Linked DNA regions of Mus musculus: region 1 is linked to region 2. The links are chromatin loops, found by intact Hi-C in ENCODE. Cell type or tissue: left cerebral cortex. All regions are shown on one strand. Each heading gives the region's core, and the rest is flanking DNA. Links, peaks and the distances in the headings are about the cores only. Region 1 has its middle 26 kb from the start of C330024C12Rik. Region 2 has its middle 13 kb from the start of Gm51270.

Region 1 (8,338 bases), core at 123-8,122, 64 kb after region 2:
ATATATCAATGGAAACTTTTTTTGCATGTCACTTTTATACCCAGCAATCTTGTTAAACTCGGGCTAATCATATTTGTACATACTTAGATTTTTCTATCCACAGAATGTATCTAAATATATATTTAAAGTTTACTTTCCCAACCCTTAAAATGTATTTTCTTTCTTTATTGAGGTGGGCTGGGTGAGAGTAATTACCTTTGTCTTGTTCCCCATCACAAAGGCAGGGAACTGACAAGATGACCCCAGGAGTCCTTCCCAAGGCAAAGCTCTTGTATTTTCTTCATGATCACCTTTCTGTTTAAGGCAGCTGCTCTTAGCTACATAGATTTTCCTAGTCTAGGATAAGAATGGTAGTTTATATCTAGTCTTTTGATAGTTGCATTTCTGTGCCTAAATGTAGGAGAATGTGAGGTCTGACTGATTGATTATTTTGTAACATTTTATACTGGTTGAGTCATTTCCTTCCCAAACTCTCAAATCATTTCTGGTTCACATTTTGGACCATGACTAATCTTCCTAAGAACTGAAATAACAGGGAGATTGGCTCTGCCCTCTCCTTTTTAATACAATGCTCTTTGAACTCCCTAAGGGTCGGAGAGACCAACAGTAGCTTTGCTTCTATATCTAAACCTGCCTGAAAGACGTCGTGCCCACTGGGCTATTCTGTTTTTGCAAGGCTGTCCAAGTTATGTTTAGGTTTCAGAACACCAGCTATGGCACCACTAGGCTCGCCAGCACTTGCCTTCCTTCAGCAGAGAATGCCCAATGCTTTTCTTGGTTGCTGATGTGACAAACAGCTATTGGAAGAATGTATGTTGAGTGTTGAAGACAGTGTTTGTATTGTATAGTGTTCCTCATATAAGGACATGGACTATATTTATTCTGTAATTTGAAATCAGCATAAGTGGATGCTCCTGCTGAACCTGTCTGTGTGGGGTCACATTTCCTAGGATATCCTACGATGGTTATTAGATAGGCTCCCACAGCCTATAAATATTGTTCTTCTGGGTTTTGTTCATGAAAGCAATGCTTGCTTCTCTGATGGAAAGCAAGCTATTGTCAAGGGAAGAAAGGAATCCCATCTAACATGTAAAGTGTGAGCCTGACTGAATAGATTTTGAGATGGGGACACTTGACATTTCCATCATTGTGGTCTGTGGGAATAGGGAAGGGGGAGAGACTAGGTGGAGTCAGGCCTACGCTCTTCCCTGCCACTTCCATTGTCAACTCTACCACACTGCTCTCTAGTATGCCAGGGCACAGCCAGGCAAGTGAGGGCGTGTTGAAGAATAAAGACGTATGATGGTGACAGTGACATCTGAGGTGAATCCATAGGTGTGCTGGAGCAGGCTTCACTTGTTGAAGACAGTAAGGATTCAGGATACATGGAGAACCCAGACAGCCTCCCCATGCTTCTGGGAAAACAGAATCATTTGCCAATGTGGGGCACAAGGGGAATTCAAAAGACTGGGATTTACCTGTACCCACGAGTCACCTACGAATGACCATTTTCTATTACTAAAGCAAGTCAGAAGTTTGCCAACTTGGATAACAAGGGTTCCTTTCCCCTGCTCTACCTAGTAGAGCTGCTAAGGATAGATTAGCTACAGGAGTAAATCTGAAATCCAAAGCACATTTCTGCTCCAGTCACACCGTACAGAAAGTGATTGTGTCCCCTGCATATCTCTGTGAATCCCCACTCATTGTGGTGATGTTCCAGCTGAAGATCTAGTGACAAGTGTCCCAGCGCAGGTTATGGGCCTGAGTGTGTACCCCAGGCTTCACTACATGCTTTGGGGATCTCAGATTTGACTCTTGTGAGCCTCTTTTCCACCCCCAAATTAAATATGATTTTGTTAGCGTAAAGACCAGTCCACTGATATTAGATATTAATCCATTTTCTTTAACTTAATTGTTCTGTTAAATTCTAGTTTTAAAGGAAAATTTGAAATGTTTTCATGCTCTCTAAAATATGATAGCCCCTAGGGACCTGAGTGGCCTGTCTTTCTCTTGGCTTTGGCCACGCCTCCTGGCTCCTGTCGCCCCCTTCTGTAAACCGGAGCCATTGGGCAGAAGGACCTTGGCATGTGGTGACTAAGTAATACAGACTTCCTCTCTTTCTCCTCACGGATTGGCTTTTCAATTTTTAACTCAGTGATCTTGCTTCATATGTGGTTTTCACTGTGAGTCACCTTTAAAATTCTCTTTGGAAGTAGGTGGGGTGTAAATTATAAATAAGAATTCCTTTTTACTTCCTCAGAGTTTGCACAATGCCTGGCTTTGTGTTCTCAGCCCTTGTTTGTTGATTGTGCCGGTAAATGGCTGCCTCCCCTTCCAGCCTCCACCCACCACCATGTCCCACCAGGTCTGACAGAGTCTGAGAGAGTCTTCCGTTCTTCCTCCTGTCCCTCCTTCTCTCTCTGTCTCTCTCTGTGTCTCTGTCTGTCTGTCTGTCTGTCTGTCTGTCTGTCTGTCTCTCTCTCTCTCTGATATCTGGAGAGTCTCAGTTCCTGTGCCCCATATTCTCCTGGCTTTCAGCTTGAAGAGGCACCCACTCACTGTCAGACTGACTGGGGGTGTAACCTGTGGCTCTGCTCCATCCGAGAGGGAGCTAGGGTTTGGTCAGAGTGAGATCTACTCAGTAAACAGTGGGATAAGAACTGAGCCTGGGTCCTCTGATGCACCATGGCCAAGTGAAGAGAGCTCAGCCTCTATGATTTCAGCCTTCAGAAAGTGGAATGGGTTTCTTATCAGCCCTTAACTCAAACCCTACAGTAGCAGTTCTCAACATTCCCAATGCCACAACCCCTTAATACAGTTCTTCATGTTGTGGTGACCCGCAATCATGAAATGATTTTTGTTGCTACTTCGTAACTGTAATTTTGCTACTGTGATGAACTGTAATGTAAATATCTGATATGCCACCCTTGGGAAAGTCTTTCAACCCACCGGTTGAGAACCGCTGATCTCCAGGACACCGTTTCCATCTCTGGAGGTGTGCTCAGCTTCGTCTCAATGCTCAGGCCCCAGCATTCACTGTGTTGGAACCTTGTGCTGAAACCTCGTTCCTACACAGTGGAAGAGGGATGCCAGAAGCAAGCAAGGATGGGTAACAGAGCCACAGAGAAGGAACCGGGGGTTTTAAAAGGCTTCCTTCATTAGCTAGCCCTTCGAGTGCTTGCCACCTATCAGGCACTGGGGTTCTAAGATCACACCAGAACATGTATGCAAAGCCACATGCATGCATGGAGCATGCATGCATGCACACACACACACACACACACACACACACACACACACACGGCACCCTGCTGAGAAGAAACAGAGAAAAACATCTACCCACTTACTCAAGGAAAGGCAAAACAAAAGCTGCCCCACAGTGGGGCAGAATCTGCTGCTTTGAAAGGGGAGCATGTGCAAGTCTATTTAAGTCCTCTTACACCAACTCTGCCATTCTCCACTCTTAGCCCACCCCCTCAATCTGTCACATTCAGGGATCTGGGGCTCTGAGCCTTGGGTGAATTAAACAGATTCAATGGCACGTCAGGCTTGGGAGGAGGAGGAGGAGGAGAAGAGAAGGCGGGCAAAGAAGATGGAGAGAGAAAAAACACAGGGAGGTGTTGGAAGTCAATTCACAAACCTCCTGTAGAGGAGAGGAGGTCAGCCAGAGAGACCTGGAACGCTCCAGTTGGAGCAATCCTATTAATAACGGAGCGAGTTTATTGAAAGCTTCTGGGGCCAGACCTTGCTCTAAGTCTTTTACATAGATTAGCATATTCAATCGCCCAGATGCCCACTGAGATGACTTTTGTTTTATAGATTATTGATGAGAACCTCTCTGGGTTCAGAAGTGATTTCACCAAGGTACTGCGGTCAAGACTTGGAGCCTCTGCTCATCCCGTGGCCTCTGGACAGGGACCTGGGACCCTGTGTGACAGGAGAGGGCAAGGGGGACTGCATGTGATCACTGCCATTTGAGTGTGTGTGGGTGTGGGTGGGGGGGGGTAAGGTAAAAGGTATGGAGTGCAGTTGGTGGAGTTTGAGCACTGGCTCACCAATCCTAACTTTGTGACCTTGGAAAAACCTCTCTGACTTTCCTGTGTCTCTGTGTTCTTAGATTTGAGGGTCGATGATGCTAATGATGATGTGGCTGGAAGGATTTCTGTAATCCTGTGACCAGTGGGTTAGAAAAATGTCTGGGCAGACCCACTGATAACACCCTCTTCCTTGAGGTCACAACTGGCTTCCTTTGCCCCCACTACCTAGGTTTGGTAGAAACCCTGTAGCTTAGCTCTTCCTGGGGTTTCCACCCTCTGTAGTTTCCATGTTTGCCTATGCAAGTACCAGGGACCATGAAGAGGGGAAATTTCTAAGGACATGTGACCTTGTCTCCAAACCTAAGAGCATATTGGAGCATACACATTTAGTTCCAGCACTCAGGAGGCAGAGGCAGGCAGATCTCTGTGAGTTTGAGGCCAGCCTGGTCTACATACTAAATTTCAGACCAGCCAGGGCTATAAGAATAAGATGCTGCCATGAAACCAAACAAAACAAAAGAGCATATTAGAAAATTAGATCGAGTATAGCTGTACTTCTTGTGTGGGAAGACTCTGTACCACATGCTGGAGAATGTGGGCTAGCCTCTGCTTCCAAGGGGATACATCTGACTGGGGGAAGAAAATTCCTCCGCCAAGAGAGGACTTTGCAGAGGCCACTGCAATGTGCAGTCTTAGTTACCAAACAGCTGAGTGGCAGGTGAGGTGGACAAGGAGTTTTGAGGATACCATTCCGAAGGGATGTAACTCAGCCAACTCGGGGTCTCTCTTCACTTTTGGTGGGGCCTTCAGCTCTTAGCTGAGCATAAACCATCTTGCCCCCTTTCTCATTTTTAGTAGAGCATGACTTGTGGCCACATGTGAGGTCCAGGTAGACCCTGATGTCTACCTGTCCAGAGCTGCTCTTGGTTGAGATAACTGAAGCTTGTTTGTGCAGGACTCATTCTGTGGGATGCTGCTAAGCATGCCTTGCCGCTGCCAAAAGCCCTTTAGAGATGTGTCTGCGTGCCTGGTTTGTCCTACCTGTCACAGAAAAGGCACGGTGACCATCTGTTAGACTCCTTACTCCCACCCCTCTATTCATTTTTAACCACAGATTTTCACAGTTTGCCTTACTTATTTAAATCTGTTATTTGGGAAGACACGTAGATTGCTAAGTAAAGCTTTCGTCCATTGAAACCTGTTCTACCCACACTCTGTGGCTGGCTATGATCCCATGAGAGACTCTCATGCCTGAGTGTCCCTTAACCAGGCTAGATTTAGGATTGTATTCTACTTGGACTATTTGAAGTTTAGAATATATATACATAAATATATACATATATTCTAAATATATATATTGGTTAAGAGTAACAATATGACCGAAGTTTCAGGACCTATATTGTGGGGGATGGGACTTCTGTTGTTACCCAGCAACAATATACATGCTGTTAACATTTGATACTCTTGATTTATGTTGTGCAGCAGGCCACTAGTTCATTTACTTAGCACCTACTACATGCCAGGCGCCTGTGATACCTCAGCTTAAAGATTTCATTAGGGAAAGACAGACCAGAAAAAGACCAAGGACCAGCTGTGTTAGACGCTTTAAAAGCACACAATACAACAGAGAGTAGACAAAGGATGAAAGCCCTGTGGGGTGACACAAAACTGGGGCCTGGCAGAGAAAAGGTGGAGGGAGAGTTGAGGAGTCCTACGTATCTGCTGAGAATTGAGAGAGGTCTGGCCCTGGGCCTCATTGCCCTCTCTCCTGAAGGACTTCCCCCACTTCTTTCTCTGCCTCTGTGGCTCCCCGGGAGTGGGAAAGGTCATGTTCTGCGCACCACCTACCACCAGCATCACCCTGAGTGCTTGGCCTGCTTGCACACCCAGCCATCTTTCTGACCAGAGTCTCATAGGGGTTCCAGATCTCCCTGGACACATGCACTTCTACCTTACTCCACAAACCCCATCCCGGTATGAGAGCTCATGACTTGCTTCCATCTCTGGCCATCTTGCTGTAGCCTGGTCATTTGAACTGGTTCTGCCCCAGACACAAGAGCTGCTCATTGCCTGGCCACAGCTCAGCCTACAGTCCGCAGTAGGCAATGCTAAGCACCCTTTCTCTTTGCTTCCTGGTGAAACGTGACACGATGGTTCTCAGGACTTTCTCTCGCCCTCTTCCTCTCCCACTCTGTTCTTGATCGTTCACTGTATGATCATTCTGTGGTTTGAATGTGAAATGGCCTCATAGGCTCCTATATTAGAACATGTTGTTACCAGGTGGTGGCGCTGTCTGGAGAGGTTGTTTAGGATATGAAGCCTCCGCTGGAGGAAGGGGGTCACCGGGGTTTTATGTGTCTTGGGGTTTTATGATCCAGCCCCAGTCTCTGTCAGCTCTCTGCATCCCCCACAGAGATGGGAGAAGTCTCAGTTCTACACATGCTTGTCACTACAGAGCCAGCTGCCATGTTTTCCCCTCCACAAGGGACCGTATCCTCTCTACCCATGAGGCAAAATAAAGCAACTCTTCTCCCCAGAGTTGCTTTGTGTCAGATATTTGTTCACAGCAAGCAGAAAAGAAACCAATATCCTCTTACAGTTTGTTAATGTGTGTGTGTGTGTGTGTGTGTGTGTGTGTGTGTAGATGTTTCCCAGAGCCCAGTGTTCTTTGTCAACCTCTAGTAAGAAACACCACATTTCTCCAGGGTTAGGTTTTATGATGTCGGCTGAGTGTTCATTCCTGTGTCTTGCATAACCCTCTAAATGTTCATCTTAAGATATAAGATAATGTATGTGTCTAGGCATGAGTGTCTGTGCCTAGCACTTGCTATCACAGCACTTGGGAAACTGAGGCAGGAGGATTGCTGCGAATTTGAGGTCAAAAATAGTGGCTACAATAATGAGTTCCAGGCTACTCTGTGTGGTAGGAGGTAGAGGAGAATTTGGGGGATGAAAAAGAAGGTAGAGGAGAGGTTGGGGGAGGGGGAAGGAAGTGGAGAGGAGAGATGGGGAAGGAGGACGTCCTCTAGTCTTCTGGCCACTTATTTGAGAGGCATTTACTGAACACCTACTGTATACTGAACTTCACACTCTGGGAAACACTGAAGATTAAAAGTCCTTCCTTCATTGTACCCATAATTATTTAGGAGAAAGGACCCAGAGTGACAACGAGTAGAGACTAGGGCTGAGGATGGGACAGTACACAGCAGTAAGGGCACCGTTCGCTCTGCATAGGGCAGGGTTAGTGCAGAAAGGCCCACGGATGCTGGTCCTCAGAGATGATGCTGGCTGCCCCCTGTCCCAGTGGTCAAGCATGAAGCACACAGCCGAACAACCCTACAACAGTCATCTATGTGAACCCATTTGTGAAGTGTCTCCTACGTGCCAGGCACTGTTGTAGGCATTGAGAACACGTACAGCTATAAACACATGGACACATAACTCTTCCTCCTTCCTGGAATCGTAGCCGCCATGGAGACTGAACTGATTATGCCCGGGATGGAGAAGCAAGGCCCCAAAGACCCTGAGTGGCAGGCTATTGGTCACTCAGAAAATCAACAGGCAGAACCAGGTGTCCTGACTCCTAGCCTTGCTGTTCTTCCAGCTTTGGAAATGAGCCTTTCCTAGGTAGCCAAAAGATCCTGTCATGTTCTGGGTCCCCACCTGGTGGGACCTTCACAGGTGAGCTTTGACATGCAGAGCTTGAGGAGAGGGCCCTGGGCTTCCATTTTAGGGAAGTCTGTAAGTGCCCAGCACTGATTTATTTATTTATTTATTTATTTATTTATTTATTTATTTATTTTTAATGCATGGTATTTATGAGGGCTTTCCCCACTGGGACTGCCCCATGTTCTGAACTGTGAACACAGCAAGCAGGATGGATACATTTTTAGCACAGTAACTACAACCAGATGTGGGGATGGGACTGAAGAAACACAGCAAGCTTTTGTGAGAGCTACAGAGCTGGGAGACCCAGCCTAGTTCTCTCCTCTCTGGGGAAATGAGTTTACAACTGGTGAAACACTCCAGACTAAGGTCTGCCCTGGATAAGCTCCGTGAGCCCCTGACAGACATCGGGGTCTGGTCTTGCACCCACCAAGCCCTCAGGAACAGCAGGAACCAGGTGTTCGGCACAATCCTCTCATCTCCCTCCAACTGAACCATGGAATCCCCCCTCCCCGCCCCCGTGAGGGTAAAACGGAGCCTTGGTTTGGCCAGAGCCCACATAGTGGGCATGGCTGAGAAGAAGCAGAATGGTTGGGCTGACAGCTTATTTCCCTTCTATTTTCCTTCCACATCTC
Region 2 (8,338 bases), core at 219-8,218:
TCCTCATGTGCTGAGTGGCCATTGCCCACGGGATTTAGGTCATATTCTTGGTTAGTGAGTAAAAGAGGGTGTGAGGTGGACGTCCAGGCCTGTGACTCAGCCAGCTGGGCCCCGAGTCCCCGTGAGTGGCTTTTCCCAGGCCTGGCCTTGGTTCGTTCACATTGGTTTAGCCTAGCCTGGAGTGGGGGAGGGGCAGCGTAGAAGGATAAGTGTGGAATGGCGTCCTGGCTACAGCAGCAGCTAGTGCTTTCGTTCAAGTCTCAAGAGTCTCACAAGAGTCACATGGGTCAACGAGCTGGAGCCGTCCAGTACACGGTAGTCATCTTTATTTGGGTCACCTGACCCCGAGTCCCATACCTACTGCTCCCTCGTGTCTCCATGGTGGGGAGCCCAAGTCCAGGCAAACACTATTTTATCTATGGCAGAAACTGGATGGCCATTTGAGACTGAATTCCAAACAGCTGTTGGGCATACTGTGGGATTTCAGGCCACTCCCTTTACCTGACCCCAGATCCTGGTCCTTTGGTTAGCATGGTCCATCAGGACCAAGGGCACGCCTACCTGAGGAGGAGCCTGAGAGGCAGGCTGATGACACCTCCCTCCTCCTCCTCAGGCTGCCTCCTCACCTCCCTCGAACTGTATGTGATGGTTAGACCAGGAAATGAAATGTCTATTCTTCCTCATGATGGGGAAGCCTGGCTCAGAGAAGGCAAACTACTTGTCCAGGTTACAGAGCTAACTTCTTCTTCCTAGGCTCAGTGTCCAGTAGGATGTAGGTCCCCAGGCCTTCTCTACAGGGAGATGAGGGCACTTCTTGGAAACTGAGCCTTGGAAGACTATCATCACAGGTGCTTGTGCCTGCAACCCTAACTCCCCACCCCCACCCTCTATCAGGCTCAGAGCCCAGAACTCCTCCCTGGGCATGATGGCGCTGATACAGGCCGAGATTCACTGTTCCAACCTACTTGCCAACAAGCAATAGACCAGTGTTAGCAAAGACACGGCTGCAGTCCTCTGGAGAGAGCGCCGAGGAGACAGCAGGGTGCTTGTGTAGATGCTGCCAGGAGGCGTTCATCTCAGCATCCCGAAGCCAGATGTCCAGGAGATTGTGAGGTAGCCCCAGCACAGGCCAGAGGTTGGATTAGCCCAGGTTAGGAAGGTTGCTGAGTCTGGCTCTCCCAGTTACCAGCTGTGCCTTCATGTGTAATGTGTGGACAGTATATTTATCTCAATTGGGCGTTGTAAAGACTGAGTTAATATGTAGAAAGCACTGGTCCTTTTCTTGGGAGTGGGGGCAGCCAAGCCTTCTGGAACCAGGTACTCCCTCCAGGTACTCCCTCCAGCTCTCACCATCTTGTCTACAGCTGAGCTCTGCTTGGCCAAGCCAGACAGCATGGGTGGGCAGCCGGTGTGCACTGCAGTGAGACACTAAGGTCACATGTTTGCTTGTATTGTTTGACTTTTTGGACTCAGATAAATACTACATTATGCATAAATAATAATAATACAGAATTATGTATTAATAATAATAGTACTGCATCAATAATAATAACACTGCATTATATCTGCAATCCAACTTGAGTAAAACATTATATTATTTTTGTTTTAACTTTAATTTCTCGGAGTGCCTTTCAGAGTCCTCCTTGCTTATCTGTTGTTCCTTTTCATCTCAGTGGAGAGACCACACAAATTTCAAACAGCCTGTAGCTTGACCTCACAGTTTACAAAGTGCCCTTGCCCACCTGTTCCCTGGCAAGAGCTGACCCAGCGCTCTGTGGGAGATGGAGGCTGATGGAGAGACAACTTTTTAGGGGCTAGGGGACTTTTATTCCTTTGCATTATTTCTTGGAACACGTGGGCAAGAATGGGATCAAGGACTTAGCGAGCGTGGATTTATGGACTCATTCTCTTTAGTTTTATTAACCAGGGGAAAGGAGCTTCTTGGCTTATTCTCCATCAATGCATGCATTTATTCTTTGTTCAGGTATCTAACCACCGCCCGTCACTCATCTGTCACCTGTTTGTCACTGTCACCTGTCCATCACTCATCTGCCACCTGTCCGTCACTCATCTGTCACCTGTCTGTCACTCATCTGTCACCTGTCTGTCACTCATCTGTCACCTGTCTGTCACTCATCTGTCACCTATCATCACTCATCTGTCACCTGTCTGTCACTCATCTGTCATCTGTTCATCACTCATCTGTCACCTGTCCATTTATCCTATTCTATTTCCTCCAAGCTTTAAACATATTACAGATACTAGAAAAAAGTGTACTCTGGCACATATATGAACATGGACATAGTGGAGGAGTCACTGCTCTCCATTCTACTCCCACCCCCACCTCCATACCCAGTCACACACACATGCATACACACTCACAGACACACTCTCATATACATACACACTCACACACACACACACACACACACACATACCACACACACAGTTACAGACACTCTCATACACACATACATTTACACAGGTACACTCACATCACACAACACCACACACACACTCACACACCACACACATATACAGTCACATAATATACACACATCAAACACACTATTTAGATACATATTACACATACACACCACACACATACTGACAGACACACACACACCATACACACATGCCACACTTGCATACATATATACACATTATACACAGACAGCACACACACACACACACACACACACACACACACACACCTGGCTGGCTCAAACTCCCAGATATCCTCTTCCTCTGCTGGAATTAAGGTGTGTGGTACTACTCCTGGGTGGTTTCTAACTCAGTGAAATACTGTGGGGGAAAAAAACACAGGTAAGTAAGAAAACGTACTCCTTGAGAATAGAGTTCCCAGGACAGCACAACATTAAGAGCTTGATGTGCAGGGATCTGATTGAGCCAAGGAAGGGGTGAGGTTGAGAGACGGGGATCAGGGCTGACCTTGGACCTGACAACAGAACCTCCCTCTGGCTACCTCCTACCTGTGTGACTTTGAACAAATCATCTAGCGTTTGATGATCACAATGATGGTCACATCACCGGGAAGAGCTGCCTGAGGGAGGAAGGACCTATTGTGGCTCATGGTTCAAGGGTACAGAGCAGAGGTGGTTGTCCCATGTGCCTGTCCTCAGGGACAGGTCAACGCTAATACTCGTCAGAATCTCTCCCCACTTCCTTCCTTCCTTCCTTCCTTCCTTCCTTCCTTCCTTCCTTCCTTCCTTCCTTCCTTCCTTCCCTCCCTCCCTCCCTCCCTCCCTCCCTCCCTCCCTCCCTCCTTCCTTCCTTCCTTCCTTCCTTCCTTCTTCCCTCCGTCTCCTTTTCTTCTTTCCTTATTTTTTCTTTTATCTTTTAAACACTGAAAATAGATTTTCTCATACAATATATCCAGTTATACTTCCCCCCTACTCCTCCCAGTTCCTCCCCACCTCCCCTGCAGATCCACTCCCTTTCTGTCTCTTGTTAGGAAATAACAGGCTTCTAAGAGACAATAACCAAACAGGACAAAATAGAATATAATAAGATGAAGCAAAAATGATCATATTGGAGTTGGAGATGGCAACCCAACAGGAGAAGAAGAGTCCCAAGGGCAGGCGCGACTGTCAGAGAGACCCACTGGTTCCCAGTCAGGAATCCCATAAAACACCAAGCTAACTGCTATAGCATGTGTTCAGAGGGCCTGCGGCAGAGCCATGCAGGCCCCGTGCTTGCTGTCTCGTTCCCTGTGAGCTTGTATGTGCCTTGCCCGGTTGATTCAGAGGGCTGTGCTTTCATCCTGACCTTCATGCCCTCGGCTTTTACAGTCCTTCTGCCTCCTTCTTCACTGGATCCCCTGAGCTCTGAGGGCAGGTGTTTGATAGAGACATCCCATTTAGACTCTCTCTGTGTGTAATGTCTGGCTGTGGGTTTCTGCTTCTATTCCCATCTGCAACCCGAGAAAGCCTCTCTGATGATGACTAGGCAAGACACTGATCTGTGAGTATAACAGAATATCATTAAAAGCCATTTTTAACACTTTAAAATATGTATATGTTTATAAATCACTAGTGGTTAGTTTTATATAAGCCTCTGGGTATTGTAGTCTCTGGTTCTTGGTCATTCAAGCTGTGTCAGGTATGGGTTCCTTCTCACGGAGTGGATCTTAAGTCAAATCCGGTTGGTTACTCCCACGACTTCTGTGCCACCATTGCCCTAGCGTATTTGGCGGGCATGACAGATTGTAGGTCAGAAGTTTTGTGGCTAAGTTGGTGTCCAAATTTCCCTTCTGGTGGCCTTCAGTGTATCTTCTGGTATCACAGACACCAGAGTGAGGTGAGGACTCCACGGAGGCCAGTCCAGTTTCTCTGTGTTCATTTAGTTTGTGGAAAGCAACCGTTGGGCTTAGCAACAGCCTGGGTTATTTGGAATTTCCATAGGACCCCCTTGGCCAATGACTCAAATGCAACCCAGTCCCACTGGAAGTCTCACCTGGTGACAAGAGACGGCAAGTTGATACTCTGTATCCCCCCCCCACACACACCTTTTACCAGGAGTGCTAATTAGGATGACCTTCAGACACTCCAGGAAGTTTCCACCCTACCAATGCCTTCCAATCCAGACATCGCTCCCTGCGTGCTCTTCTTCCACCTGCTCCTATCCCCACCTGTCCCCAGTCTTCAGTAAAATCTATTCTATTTTGCCCTCCCAGGGAGATACATGCACCCCAGCCCCCTGTTCTTGACCTAACCTCTGTGTCTATGGATTGTAGCTTGGTTATCATTTAATTAATGGCTAACATCCGCTTATATTCGAACATATACGGTGTTTTGTCTTTCTCAGTCTGGTTACCTCAGTCAGGATGATTTTTCTAGTCCCATCCATTTGCCTGAAAATTTCATGATGTCTTAGTTTTAACAGCTGAGTAATAAATACTCCCTCATGTAAATGAAACACATTTTCTTTATCCATTGTTCGGTTGAGAGACGTATGCAGAGGACATGGTTGAGCAAGCGTCCTTGTGGAAAGATAGTGCATCTTTGGGGTATAGATAGAGTGATAGTGTTGGGTCTTGAGGTAGATCAATTCCCAACCTTCTGAAGAAATGTCATATTGGTTTCCATAGCGACTGTAGGAGTTCGCACTCCCACCAGCAATAGAGCAGTGTTCGCCTTTCTCCCGTCTTCACCAGCGTGAGCTGATACTTGTGTTAATGATCGTAGCTATTCTGACAGGTGTAAGATGGAATCTCAAAGGAGTTTTGGTTTGCATTTTCCTGATGGCCAAGGTTGTTGAACATTTCTCGAAATGTTTCTCAGCCATTTGAGTTTCCTGCGTTTGAGGAAATATTGAGGATTTTCATTTTAGATCTGTACTCCATTTTTAATTTGGATTATTTGGCTTTCGATATCTAGTTTCTTGAGTTCTTTATATATTTTGGATATTTGTCTTCTATTGGATGTGGAGTTTGTAAAAATCTCTTCCCATTTTATAGAATGCAGCTTTGTCCAAATGGCAGTGTCCTTTGCCTTAGAGACGCTTTTCAGTTTCATGAGGTCTCGGTTATGAATTGTTGATCTATTGCACTATTGCTGTTCTGTTCAGGAAGTTGTCTCCCGGGCCGATGTGTTTAAGGCTATTCCCCACTTTCTCTTCTATCAGATATCAGATTTGATGGATCTGGTTTTATGGTATCTGATAGACTTGGACTTGAGTTTTGTGCAGGGTGATAAATAAATATGGATCTATTTGCATTCTTCTACATTTTTATATCGAGAAAGATGCTGTCTTTTTCTTTAGTGTATATTTCTGGCTTCTTTTTTAAAAATCAGGTCTCCATTTGTGTATGGATTTAACTCTGGGTCTTTGGTTAGATTCCATTGATCAATGTATCTGTTTTTAGGCAAATACCATACGGTTTTTATTACTGCAGCTCTATAGTACAACTTGAAATTGAAAATGGTGAGACCTCCAGCAGTTCTTTTATTATTCAGGATTGTTTTAGCTATCCTGGGTTTTTTTTTTCGGGGCGGGGGTCATATGAAGTTGAGAATTGTCCTGTCAAGGTGTATGAAGAATTGTGTTGGAATTTTGATGGGAATTGCATTAAATCTGTAGATTGCTTTTGGTAGGATGGCCATTTTCAGTATGCTAATCCCACAGATCCGTGGGCATAAGAGAGCTTTCATTTTCTGGTATCTTCTTCAAAGACTTGAAATTTTTATTATACAAGTTTTTCCCTTGCTTTCTTAGAGTCACCCCCAGGATAGTTTATATTATGTGAGGCTATTGTGAAAGCTGTCATTTCCCTTATTTCTTTCTCAATCTGTTTGTCATTTGTATATAAGAGGGGTATTGATTTTTTCCACTTTAGTTAATATTGTATTCTGCTACTTTGTTGGAGGTGCATATCAGCTGTTCCTACAGTTCCCTGGTGGAATTTTTAGGGCTACTTATACACACTATCAAATCATCTGCAAATAACAGTACTTTGGACTTCTTCTTTTCCAATTTGTGTCCCCTGATCTCCTTCAACTGTCTTAGTGCTCTACCTAAGGCTTCAATTCTATATTGAATAGATATGGAGAGCAGGGACAACCTTGTCTTGTCCCTAATTTTAGTGGAATTGCTTTGAGTTTCTCTGTGTTTAACTTGATGGTGGCTTTGATTTGTTGTAAATTGCCTTAATTATGTTGATGTATGTCCCACGTATCCCTAATCTCTGCAATACTTTCCTCATGAAGAGGTATTGGAGTTTGTCAAAGACTTCCTGCCTCTAATGAGAGGATCATGTGGGTTTTTTTTTTTTTTAGTTTGTTTATATGGTGAATTACATTTATTGATTTTTATATATTGAACCATCCCTGAATCTTTGGGAAGAAGCCTACTTCATCACGGTGAATGATCTTTTTGATGAGTTCTTGGATTCTGTTTGCAAGTATTTTGTTAAGTATTTATTACTGCATGTTTATAATGCCAATTGGCCTGCAATTTTTTTTTCTTTGTTGAGTCTTTCTGTGGCTTGGTCTGTGTCATTTTATTAAGGAATTGAGACCATTGATGTTGAGAGTGATCAGTGATCAATGATTGTTGATTCCTTTAATTTTGTTATTGTTGGAGGTGGTGGTGGTGGTGGTGATGTGTGTGTGTGTGTGTGTGTGTGTGTGTGTGTGTGTGTTTACCTTCTTTTGATTTTATTGGTATGAGATTATTGATTTCCTATATTTTCATGACTGGCATTAATCTCCTTTAGGGAGAGTTTTCCTTCTAGCACCCTTTGTAGGGCTAGATTCGTAGATAGATATTGTTTAAATTTGACTTTAACCTGGACTATCTTATTTTCTCCATCTATGACAACTGAAAGTTTTGCTGGGTATAGAAGTCTGGACTGACATCTGTGGTATCTTAGAGTCTCTAGAACATCTGTGCAGGCCCTTCTTCTGGCTTTTAGAGTCTTCATCAAGAAGTCAGGTATAATTCTAATAGGTCTATAGATCTACCTTTGTATGTTACTTGGTCCTTTTTTTCCCTGCATCGTTTAATAGTTTCTCTTTATTCTGTGTATTTAGTGATTTGGTTATCATGTGGTGAGGGAACTTTCTTTTCTGGTACCATCTAACTGGAATTCTGTATGCTTCTCACACCTTTACAGCCATCTACTTTTTCTGGTTAGGAACATTTTCTTGAATTTTTTTGGGCCTTTGAACTTGAACTCTTCTCCCTTTTCTATTCCTAATATTCATAGGATTTTTTTTTTTCATACTGTCCCAGGTTTCCTGGATGTTTTGGTCTGGAATTTTTTAGATTTAGCGTTTTCTTTGACCAATGTATCCATTTCCTCTATCATATCTTCAATGCCTAAATTCTCTCTTTAATCTCCTGTATTTATTCATTACCTCCAAGTGTTTGTGTCTTCCTGGGTTTCTTTAAGGGATTTATTCATTTCTTCTTTAAAGACATCTATCATCTTCACATAGTTGGTTTTTAAGGTCTTTTTCTTGTGTTTCAGCTGTGTTGGAATATTCAGGGCCTGATGCAGTAAGATAGCTGGGCTTTAGTGGAGACGTTAGGGCCCTGGCTGCTATTGATTGTGCTGGACATTGGGTTTGGGAGGATTATAAATCGAGGTGCAGATTTCTGTGTTTGCCTTTGCTGACTGGATATACTTTCCTTGGTTTCTGTTTCCTCTCTGGATTTCCAGAGAGTGTGATGGCTGAGTGTTGACTGTTTTACTGACTTGCTCAGCCTGTATGCTCGCAGGGAATCTCTGCTGGTGTCAGAGGCTGAGTTACTGGAACGAGTTGGGGGAAGAAGGTTGGAAGAGAAGGTCTTTGTGATCCATTGGGGATGAAGT

What was found. A loop is a pair of places that touch in the nucleus more often than their neighbours do. Peaks named below come from ENCODE experiments on the same cell type or tissue, not always from the same donor. Only the 100,000 strongest peaks of a DNase experiment are listed, where the experiment ranks them.
Region 1: a loop joins it to region 2, with 2.2 times the contacts of the local background. A loop is called at or near these places in 4 of 42 quality-filtered maps.

Annotation. Positions count from the first base shown.
Region 1 is chr17:87,164,384-87,172,721 of GRCm38, reverse strand. No RefSeq gene overlaps it. Among named protein-coding and RNA genes, the nearest start is that of C330024C12Rik, 26 kb to the left of the region's middle. In left cerebral cortex, for the core only: no CTCF peak of the experiment used is centred there; DNase peaks (open chromatin) are centred at 2,267, 3,451 and 5,149.
Region 2 is chr17:87,228,927-87,237,264 of GRCm38, reverse strand. No RefSeq gene overlaps it. Among named protein-coding and RNA genes, the nearest start is that of Gm51270, 13 kb to the right of the region's middle. In left cerebral cortex, for the core only: no CTCF peak of the experiment used is centred there; no DNase peak of the experiment used is centred there.